Linked DNA regions of Homo sapiens: region 1 is linked to region 2. A link is a loop called in an ENCODE intact Hi-C map of the cell type or tissue named here. Cell type or tissue: heart left ventricle. All regions are shown on one strand. Links, peaks and the distances in the headings refer to the core of each region. The heading gives the core; the rest is flanking DNA.

The links. Peaks named below come from ENCODE experiments on the same cell type or tissue, not always from the same donor. Only the 100,000 strongest peaks of a DNase experiment are listed, where the experiment ranks them.
Region 1: a loop joins it to region 2, with 6 times the contacts of the local background. A loop is called at or near these places in 104 of 110 quality-filtered maps.

The regions. Positions count from the first base shown.
Region 1 is chr20:45,320,463-45,325,840 of GRCh38, forward strand. SDC4 (syndecan 4) reads right to left here. Exons shown (of 5, transcript NM_002999.4): 5 at 4,826-5,378. It also overlaps the pseudogene TRV-CAC14-1. Among named protein-coding and RNA genes, the nearest start is that of MATN4, 15 kb to the left of the region's middle. RefSeq lists an enhancer at 819-868. In heart left ventricle, for the core only: a CTCF peak has its summit at 2,666 (motif pointing right); a DNase peak (open chromatin) is centred at 2,739.
Region 2 is chr20:45,433,688-45,439,065 of GRCh38, forward strand. All of the region lies in intron 2 of LOC105372631 (a long non-coding RNA gene), which reads left to right. Among named protein-coding and RNA genes, the nearest start is that of MIR6812, 11 kb to the left of the region's middle. In heart left ventricle, for the core only: a CTCF peak has its summit at 3,372 (motif pointing left); a DNase peak (open chromatin) is centred at 3,334; H3K4me3 peaks cover 749 bases; H3K27ac peaks cover 399 bases.

The DNA.
Region 1 (5,378 bases), core at 175-5,174, 110 kb before region 2:
AGAATCATTTGCCACGCTATAAAAATTAATATACCGGGCCGGGCGCAGTGGCTCACGCCTGTAATCCCAGCACTTTGGGAGGTCGAGGTGGGTGGATCACCTGAGGTCAGGAGTTTGAGACCAGCCTGGCCAACATGGTGAAACCCTGTCTCTACTAAAAATTCAAAACATTAGCCAGGCGTGGTGGCGTGTGCCTGTAATCCCAGCTACTCAGGAGGCTGAGGCAGGAGAATTGCTTGAACCCAGGAGGCAGAGGCTGCAGCGAACTGAGATCACGCCACTGCACTCCAGCCTAGGGTCTCTCCAGCAGAGTGAAACTCCGTCTCAAAAAAAAAAATAATACTAATAATATACCGGCCACGCCATGGAACAATTCTATTAACATCTCTGAGTGTGGAGCTCAGGCATCTGTATTGTTTGAAACCCTCCCATGTGAATCTAGTGAGCAGCCAGGGTTAAGAATCATGGCCCTAGTCAGTATTTCCTCCTCATTTTATAGATGGGGAAACTGAGGCTCCAAGAGAGGAGGCTAAGGTCACAGCAGATGGCAAAGCCTACAATTGATTCAAATCCTGCACTCCTACCACTAAATCTGGGGCTCTGAGTTTCTCTTCATTCTCATTCTACCACGCTGCTGTGTGTAGGTGACATGTGTGTTGCAGAGGGTGGGGATGGGGCATGTAGTGAGGATAAGGCCCAAATCTCCAATTTACCAGCTCTCATGCTGCCTGGTGTTCCACCATTATTAACAAGCTAGTTCCCCAGTAAGTACCGACCTTGGGGTTTCTCTCTCTTTCTTTCTTTCTTTTTTTTTTTTAACTTCTATTAAGTTATAACCACAGCATAGGTAAAATTCTCTGACAGCTTCCCCCTGGGTAGGGCACAGACCTGTGAAGATGGCAAGGGAAAGAGGAAGTGGTTTTAAGGGAAGTGAAACCCATAATACATCTATAAGGTTGTGGCCAGGCATGGTGGCTCACACTTGTAATCCTAGCACTTTGGGAGGCCGAGCCAGGCAGATCACTTCAGATCACTTGAGGTCAGGAGTTCCAGACCAGCCTGGCCAACATGGTAAAACCCCGTCTCTACTAAAAATACAAAAATAGGCTGGGCACGGTGGCTCACACCTGTAATCCCAGCTACTTGGGAGACTGGGACAGAAGAATCGCTTGAACCCAGGAGGCGAAAGTTGCAGTGAGCTGAGATCACGCCACTGCACTCCAGCTTGGGTGACAACAAGACTCTGTCTCAAAAAATAAAAAATACAAAATGTAGCCAGACGTGGTGGCGTGCACCTGTAGTCCCAGCTACTTGGGTGGCTGAGGCACAAGAATCGCTTGCACCTAGGAGGCAGAGGTTGCAGTGAGCCGAGATTGTGCCACTGCACTCCAGCCTGGGCAACAGAGCGAGACTGTCTAAAAAAAGAAAAACAAACAAACAAAACCATCTATAAGGTTTTGCCACAGACCAGCTCAGAACAGCCTCCTAGACAGGCTTGGCCCTGTTCCAGACCCTAAGGGACAAAGGCAGGCAGGGTAGCAGTGGCACAATAATGCATTTAGAGGGCAAAGTGATAAACCCCCACTACAGCTGGCTGCTTGCCACCAGATGGGCACTTTCACCTTTGCTATCTAATGTAAACTAATCATAAACCTTGTGGCATCCCATCATATTTACAGGTCCTCAAGGAGAGAGAATTATACAGGTTGTATATATAGGGCAGAAATCTTGCAGGCCATCTTAGAATTCTGTCTACTCCCCAAACAACATAGCAAATCATAAGTAGGGGAGATGTGTTTCACTTGTAGGCCTTCCCACACCCCATGCAGGCATTGTCCCATGGTTTTGCTACCTCTGAAGATTGGCAAGATCATGAACAAAAAGTGGGCCCATGCCTGGCTTCTGTAATGTAGTGGTTATCACATTCGCCTCACACATGAAAGGTCACCAGTTTGAGACCGGGCCAAAACACGAGATTTTCCCCCTAAATTTAGTGAGTTTAATCGAGGTTGGAAACAAACAGAAAACTAGTTAAACCTGTGCCTACATTTTGGCCGGGTGTGGTGGCTCATGCCTGTAATCCCAACACTTTGGGAGGCCGAGGTGGGCGGATCGCATGAGATCAGGAGTTTGAGACCAGCCTGGACAACATGGTGAAACCCTGTCTCTACTAAAAATACAAAAATTAGCCAGGCATTGTGGCACATGCCTGTAATCTCAGCTACTTGGGAGGCTGAGGCAGGAGAATCACTTGAACCTGGGAGGCAGAGATAGCAGTGAGCTGAGATCATACCATGGCACTCCAGCCTGGGCGACAGAGTGAGACTCCACCTCAAAAAATTAAAAAACAAAAAGTGGACCAATAGTGTCCAAAATCCATTTTGCATCCACTGCCCAATTCTCAGAAATATTATATATTATCAGAAATAACCAGAGTTGGCTCTCCAGACAGATAAAGCCCTAGTCGAGGTTGACCACTGATGGGGCTATGTCTGCCAGCATTTAGGATGGCTTCCAATGAGTCTTGTATCCAGGTGCTCCTGCCCCTGGGTGGTCTCCTGTCACAATGAATAGGGCTGACCCATGTGACCCATGCAATATTATGGAAGAGATAGTGGGTGACTTCCAAGCTAAGTCATAAAAGTCACTGTAGCTTCCACTTGGTGGCTCTCTTGGATCGCTTGTTCTGAGAGAAACCAGCTGCCGCATCACGAGGACTGTCAATCAGCTCTATGTGGGTCCACGCAATGAGGAACTGAGGCCTCCTGCCAAAATAGCCAGCACCAAGTTGTCAGAAATGTAACTGAGCCATCTTGGAAGTGGATCCTCCAGCCCAGTCAAGCTTTCAGATGACAGCAAGACCTGGCCAACGTCGACTGCAACCTCACAAGATGGAGCCAGAATCGCCCAGCTAATGCTCCTGACTTCTGACTCACAGAAACAATGTGAGATAATATTTATGTTGTTATAAGCCCCTAAGTTTGGGGGTAATTTTAAATATCAATAGATAATATGGGGGTCTTCTTTTTTTTTTTTTCTTTTTGAGATGGAGTCTCGCTCTGTCGCCCAGGTTGGAGTGCAGTGGCACGATCTCGGCTCACTGCAAGCTCCGCCTCCCCGCTTCACGCCATTCTCCTGCCTCAGCCTCCCGAGTAGCTGGGACTACAGACACCCGCCGCCACGCCCGGCTAATTTTTTTTGTACTTTTAGTAGAGATGGAGTTTCACCGTGTTAGCCAGGATCGTCTCAATCTCCTGGGGGGGTCTTCTTAAACTAATACTTTACCCAAAAAGATGGCACTGATGATGAGAACACCATATATTGAGCACTTATTGTGTGCTAAGCTCTGACTTGCCTCCCTATAGGCTGTTGGATCACAAGGTAACAGCTGGTAAAAGCTGAAACCCAAACCCAGAGGTCCTGACTCAGTCTCACACCATCCAAAGCAGCCCTAACAGGAATTTCTACAACTGGAAATGTTCTGTGTCTGCACCACCTGATACAGTAGCCACTAGCCACATGTGGCTGTTGAGCACTTAAAACAAGGCTAGTGCAACTAAGAAGCAGAATTTTTATTTTTACAATTATAATTAATTTAAATTTATAATATAGCCACAGTTCCCAGTGGCTACCATAGTGGTCAGCACAGATCTAACAGATGTGAGGGCCTTCTACAAGACACAAGTTAGGAGAACAGAGACCCACTCAACCTCATGGGACTCAGAAAAACAGTGTGGCAAAGTCTCAGGAGAGATTTAAGCTGCCACGAGATTTAAGACCAGAATCACTGGTTCAGAGGGGGTTTGCAGGGGCATGAACAGCCCCCAGTGAGGGAGCCTTGGGTGATATAAACCCCTTGATAGGCAGTGCAGTTGTTAGCACTCTAGAGCCCGACTGCCGGGGTTCAAATCTCACCTCTACAACTGGTAAGCTGTGTAGCTTTGAGCAAGGTATTTAACCTCTTAGATGCAGTTTCCCTATCTGTCAAATGGGGTTACTAATAGCACCTACTCTGTGGAGATCTGACAATTAAATGGGATCTGGTATAAAGCCCTAAGAATGGGTTCCTGGCCACATGGTGTGTATGGGAGGGTTTGCTCCAACTACCACCAATTCCTGTTTGCGTCCTTTCCCCAACCCCAGCAAAGTACTGGGCAACATGGTGCCAAAGGAAGATCACCAATGTCCAAGGACCTGAAATTAAGGTTCGACTCTCCAGACACACTAGGGGCAGGTTGCCCTCTTGGTAACAAGGATCTTACCCACCTCACAGGGTTGTTATAGTGGTCAAGAAAGATGGCCCATGCTATTTCCGGAGACTGCCAGCCAGCCTGGCTGCAGCAGTGGCCTGAGTGAAGCAGGCGGAGACAGTGGTGCGGAGAGCCCACATCTAGATGGGTGCCTGCCGCTCAGCAGCTCTCTTGTTGCCATGCAGGCTGACAGTTGCCAATTTTTTTTATTTCTTTTTCCCAAGAAAAGTGAGAAATCTGGATTTTTATGAGAAACCTCCTGATTTCTATGGATGGCAACTGACGCAAAGATTTTTGTGTTTGCTATTTAAACACAGTGCCACCTAAACAAAACCTTGAAGTAGGGGTGATATGCTGCATAGGCCATCAGGGTGCATGTTCTGAAGTCTTCCCTCTTCTCTAGGCCCCTTCCTGCCTTCTTACCTCTCTGCCCCCACCCTCTGCCCACCCCCGGCATGTCTGGCACCCCGTAGGGGATTTGGTCCGGGGAGTTTCTTCATGCTCCACTGAGATCAAGGGGATACAGAGCCCAAAAAGGATGACTTGTTATGAACGAAAATGACAGAGGCAAGCAGTTTAGAAAGTACCAGGTTTTATTATCTTTTTATCAAAAAAAATCAGTAACAGACAACAGTGTGAGAGGTGCCTACAGAGGAGGTGCTCACTCCAACACAGCCCAAGGGGAAGGGCACTGGGGGCAGAAGAGGACCCAGCCAGCTGGGACCCTGGGTTGCAGTGGTGACGGGAGCTAATGGCCACTGGTGCAGCAAGGGAGGGTGGTTCCCCTCACCGCAGCCACTGGGGTCAGGAGGAGACACGACCTGCCCAGGCTAAGCCACCAGGCCTCCCCTCTCAGGAGAGGGAGGGTCCCAGACAACAGGCCCCAGCTGGGGCCTCATCAGCCCTCCCCCATTCCCCCCCCCCTACCCAGGGAGACAAGGGTCGTCCCAGCACAGCTGAGGCTGTGACTCGTTAAGCCAGTTTAGTTCTCTAGAATAGTGCTGTCCAACAGATGGACATGCTCTCGCTGTCAGTACAGTAGCCATGAACTACATACAGTGACGCCTCTAGAAACGTGGTTAGTGCAACTGAGGAAGGAATTTTTAATCTTATGTGATTTTAATTGGC
Region 2 (5,378 bases), core at 286-5,285:
GATCCTGGTAGGCAACTCACTGGAACAACTGGTGAGAATTTTCAGGACTTTTGTATTATTTCCTCTTTCTCCTGCACCTCTTCTGGAACAGAGCAGTTGGGGATAGGACCATGACGAAACACATCAAGATATTCTATATTTTTCTGTTGCTACTGCTTTTTGAAGTTTATGGAATGAGGTTCTACTGTTTCCCATGGTGGTTTACTGCTGCTGATTTTTTTTTTTTTACCTGTTTTTTTTTTTTCTCCTATCCAATTCAATAGAAACCAGAGAATGAACATTCTATTGTGAAACTATCCTGCCATCTGCACTTTACTCAGTGATATGGTTTGGATTTGTGTTGCCACCCAAATCTCATGTCAAATTGTAATCCCCAATATTGGAGGTGGGGCCTGGTGGGAGCTGGTTGGATCATGGGGGTGGATTTCCCCCTTTCTGTTCTCCTGATAGTGAGATCTCATGATACTTGGTTGTTTAAAAGTGTGTGGCACCTCCCCCCTCTCTCTTTCGCCCACTCCTGCCATGTAAGACATGTCTGCTTCCCCTTTGCCTTCCACCATGATTGAAAGTTTCTTGAGGCCTCCCCAGCTATGCTACCTGTACAGCTGGCAGAACCGTGAGCCAATTAAACCTCTTCTTTATAAATTACCCAGTCTCGGGTAGTTGTTTTTTTTTTGAGACGGAGTTTTGCTGTTGTTGCCCAGGCTGGAGTGCAATGGCGCGATCTCAGCTCACCGCAACCTCCGCCTCCCGGGTTCAAGCGATTCTCCTGCCTCACCCTCCCAAGTAGCTGGGATTACAGGCATGCACCACCACCCTGGCTAGTTTTGTATTTTTTTTTTTAGTAGAGACAGGGTTTCTCCATGTTGGTCAGGCTGATCTTGAACTCCCGACCTCAGGTGATCCGCCCGCCCCGGTCTCCCAAAGTGCTGGGATTACAGGCATGAGCCACTGCACCCGGCCATTTTTTGTTTGTTTGTTTTGTTTTTTTGTGTTTTTTTTTGAGACACAGTTTCACTCTTGTTGCTCAGGCTGAAGTGTAATGGCGCGATCTCAGCTCACTGCAACCTCTAACTCCCGGGCTCAAGTGATTCTCTTGCTTCAGCCTCCAGAGTAGCTGGGATTACAGGCATGTGCCACCACACCCAGCTAATTTTGTATTTTTAGTAGATGTGGGGTTTTTCCATGTTGGTCAGGCTGGTCTCGAACACCCGACCTCAGGTGATCTGCCCTCCTCGGCCTCCCAAAGCGCTGAGATTACAGGCGTGAGCCACCACTCCTGGTGTCAGGTAGTTCTTTATAGCAGTGGGAGAATGGACTAATACACCCAGAAGTCTATGTTTTAAATGAAAACTTAATTTTAAATAGTACAAAAATATTTGTAAGGTTTTTTATTTTCTTAATCATAAAAAGAACATAAGAGATTAAATAGGTGATATTAAAGAAAGAAAAAGAACGCCCATGTTCTTACAACACTAATACAATACCTGTGAACATTTTGTTTCTCTTTCCCCTACATAGCATTATTTTTTGTCTGTTGATTGAATTCCCTCCCCTCCCAAAGTTTTTTTTTTTTTTTTTGTATTAAGCCAAACCACAAATAAGTATCATTTATGTTAGATGCCGTGCTAGGTGCTGCTGATACAACTGAGAATATGTCAGATACAGCCCCAGCCCTTTTTGATTTAGAGTCTAGCTGGTGAGGTCATTTACCAAATAATGATGCATAATCATTCCATAAATACAAATGATGGTGTTATGAAGATAAAAAGAGGGTGCTCAGAAAGAACTAAGGGGGTACAATTTATTTTATTTTAGAAATTCTTTTAGATTCAGAAAGTACGTGTGCAGGTTTGTTGCACGGGTGTATTGCATGATGCTGAGGTTTGGGCTTCCAACGATCCCGTCGCCCAAGCAGTGAATATAGTACCCAACAGGTAGTTTTTCAACTTTTGCTCTCCTCCATCCCCCCTTCTGGAATCCTTAGTGTTTATTGCTCACATCTTTGTGTCCTTGTGGGGATGCAATTTAGATTGAGGCTCAGGGACAGCTTCTGTGAGAAAGTGACCTTTAGGCTGAGCAGAAGGAGGTGGCAGGAATGTGGAGGGAAGACAATCCAGGTGACGGGAACAGCTCCGAGGTGGGGAAGAGCTCCCAGTGATGGAAGAGGCAGCTTTGTGGCCAGAGCTGGTCAGCATGGGAGAGAGTGACACAAGGGCCTGAAAGAGGACCCGTGTGGCCATGGTAAGCCCATTGGTGATGAAGCCAGGGGCACCAGGTGGACCTGGTAAAGGAGGACAGATTTCACATTCACAAGAATCAGAATCTACTGAACGCTTTTAGGCGGGTGGAGACACGATCAGCTTCATTCACTTCCTTCCCCCATACAGTATTTACTTTTCACTGAGGTGTGATATAATGTATCCAGAAAAAAGTGCAGAAATGTATAACCCAGTGAATTTTATAGAACATTACCAGCATCCTAAAAGCACCCCTTCCACTCATTCCCCTAGAGTAACCACTATCTTGACTTCCAACTATTTGCCTGTTTTTGTACTTTCCATGTAAACGCGGTCATCCAGCAGGTGCTGTTTTCTATCTGGGTTTTTAACTCAACGCTATGTTTATGATGTTCATCCGTTCATTACATGTAGTTGTAGATCATATTTCCTTCTTTAAAAGATCACACTGGCTGTAGCATGAAGAATGAGCAATTTCAAAATTAAGCAAAATATTAAACAGCTAAGAATGGAAATAAAATTCAAGTCAATTTCAAAAAGAAACACAGGGACAGATTTTGCCAGATACCTGGTACAGATTTTGCCAGACATATGGTACATTTTGTTCGTTACTATATCTCCAGAATTTTCCTACCTCTTTCTCCAAATAGAGAATATTTAAAAGTTTTCTTAAAAACCCTGATATATAACATTTGCAATGTTCTCTACAGTTTGCAAAGTGTTTTCCTAATGATTTTCTGCTTTGATCCTGCAAAATCTTATGAATGCCAGTACCATTTCCCTTTTACAGAAGAAGAAACTGGCTCAAGAAGATGAGACATGATGCTTTGTAGCCGAGGAATTGCCTCAGGTGTCACCATCCCCGTCCCTGCGAATTGGAATTTCAGGCGGGGGCGAGCTGCTGGCTCTGCCGGCAAACTCGCCTTATCCCACGCCGCCGAAGGGTCCAAGCTTTCCAGCTGCGTAACACGACCAGGCCCCGAGCGCTCTGGCCCGGGGGCAGATACTTTCGGTTTGCAGCTCTCAGGGCAGCGCTGCCCTGGGACGCCCAGTGGGTTTTCACGGCTCCCCTGGGTCTGGGATCAGGGCAGCTCCGCCTAAGGGCGCGGCCCAATCTGAGGGTTCGTCGCCCCCGCGTGGTCAGACGTGGGAATGGCAGCTTCTGAAGCTCTATGTGTGGTGCCTTTCTGGGGCTCACCAGGTGCCATGTTGCGTGGGACCATGAAACTGTGGTGGTCTTGTCTCTGCCACAAGATAATGTAGGCTTGGGCCTCAAGATAATGTCGGCATGGTGTCCCATCTTTGGCATGAGTCCTACCCTTTCCAAGTGCAGTGGTGGCTGATTCAGTGGTGGCTCCCAGGGATATGATAGGCAAAGGGGGTTCGGTCTCTGCTGTCTGAAATTAATCCTGGGCTCAAGAGAGAGGGGCGCAGGTGAGGCCTGGGGCTCTTCATGCCTGATTTCCCGCTACCCCTCTGGCTTCCTCCAATTCCTACATCCAAGTTAACTCTGAGACCTGTGGTTACCAAGAAGACAGTCGATGTGGGGGAAGGGCAAAACCAAGTACCTACTATAGCTACAAGGAATAATATAAAGGAATTGTTCCATTTTGTATATTGGTATCATCAGCTTCTTGAGAAGCCTTTTGGGTAATTTATTGTAAAAATCACTACTTTAAAGACAAAAATCCTTAATTTTAAATGCTACAAAATTTAAGAGCTCGTTTGAGTTGATGCAGGACCCACAGTTCCCTATAGGGCGATCACTGATGAGTGTATGTGAGCTAAACGCACAGGAGCTTATTCTCGAGAGTTCTCAGGAATTCTCCGGAATTATGAGAAGCATATCAACCGCTTCATCGGGGGGGCTCCACTTGGCATTTTACAGGGAGAGTTGGGCAGTTCCCTTCTCAAGGCAAACAGATCTTACAGTGGCGTTTATTCAGATAAATATGAGAGCCGTGTGGGACTGGCTGTATGATGACGGGGATATCCTCCCACTGAATATGCCTATTACCCAGGTCATGGTAAATCTGGGGGTTTAGGGGGCCCCTTTTACATGGGTGCCCCTCCCACAGAATCATACAACTGTTTGAGAAGGCTTCTCAACTTGTCATCCGTCATGGGTCTTACAGATGCCACTCCCTGCTGGGAACCAGAAAAGGTAAAATGGTCTGGAGGTAGGAAAAAAAAGTTCCTAGGACCAGAACATAAAACATACAGGTTAATAGAATTATGAAATTTAAGATGTTTAAAAAGGCTTTATGTAAGGTACTTGCAACCCCTTTACCTAAATATCTTATGAAAATGGGTATTGTACAAAAATTAGCTATAGCATGTTTTCAGGTAAAGTTCCAGCAAAGCAACTAAAAAGGGGCCTATATAGCCAATCATTCCCTGCTGCATTTTATGCAATAATCAGGTCAAGTATATAAGACTAAAACTCACTTTGCACACAAATTAGTCTTACTGTAATTTCTCTTTAATAGATAAAAAGGGGCTAGAGAAAGAGAAATTGTTTCAAAGGAAAAGTGTAACATTTGATACTAGATTTTAGCCCTCAATTTTTTTTTGAGTGCAGATTGAATCATGCATTATTTCTTGGCTACAATAATCCTCTGGAGAGTACCAGATTATAATTTTTCTTCATATCTTTAGTTGGTGCCCTAATGGATGGAATAGGTTCTTTTTTTTTTTTTTTCAGATGGAGTTTTGCTCTTGTTGCCCAGGCTGGAGTGCAATGGTGCGATCTCGGCTCTCTGCAACCTCCGCCTCTTGGGTTCAAGCGATTCTCCTGCCTCAGCCTCCCAAGTAGCTGGGATTACAGATGCCTGCCACCATGTCCAGCTAATTTTTGTATTTTTAGTAGAGACAGGGTTTCACCATGTTGGCCAGGCTGGTCTTGAACTCCTGACCTCAAGTGATCCACCTGCCTCGGCCTCCTGAAGTGCTGGAATTACAGACGTGAGCCACCGGCCCACAAATACCCTTTGATTGTCAAAACATTAATGTTATTATCTCTCCTTGTTTTACTTTCAAGGAAGCCCAAATCATGGTATTCTGAACACCAGAGATGTCAATCTCCCTCATTTGTCATCTCACTGGGCCGGATCTGTTTTTCACTGCAGATGCCCTGCT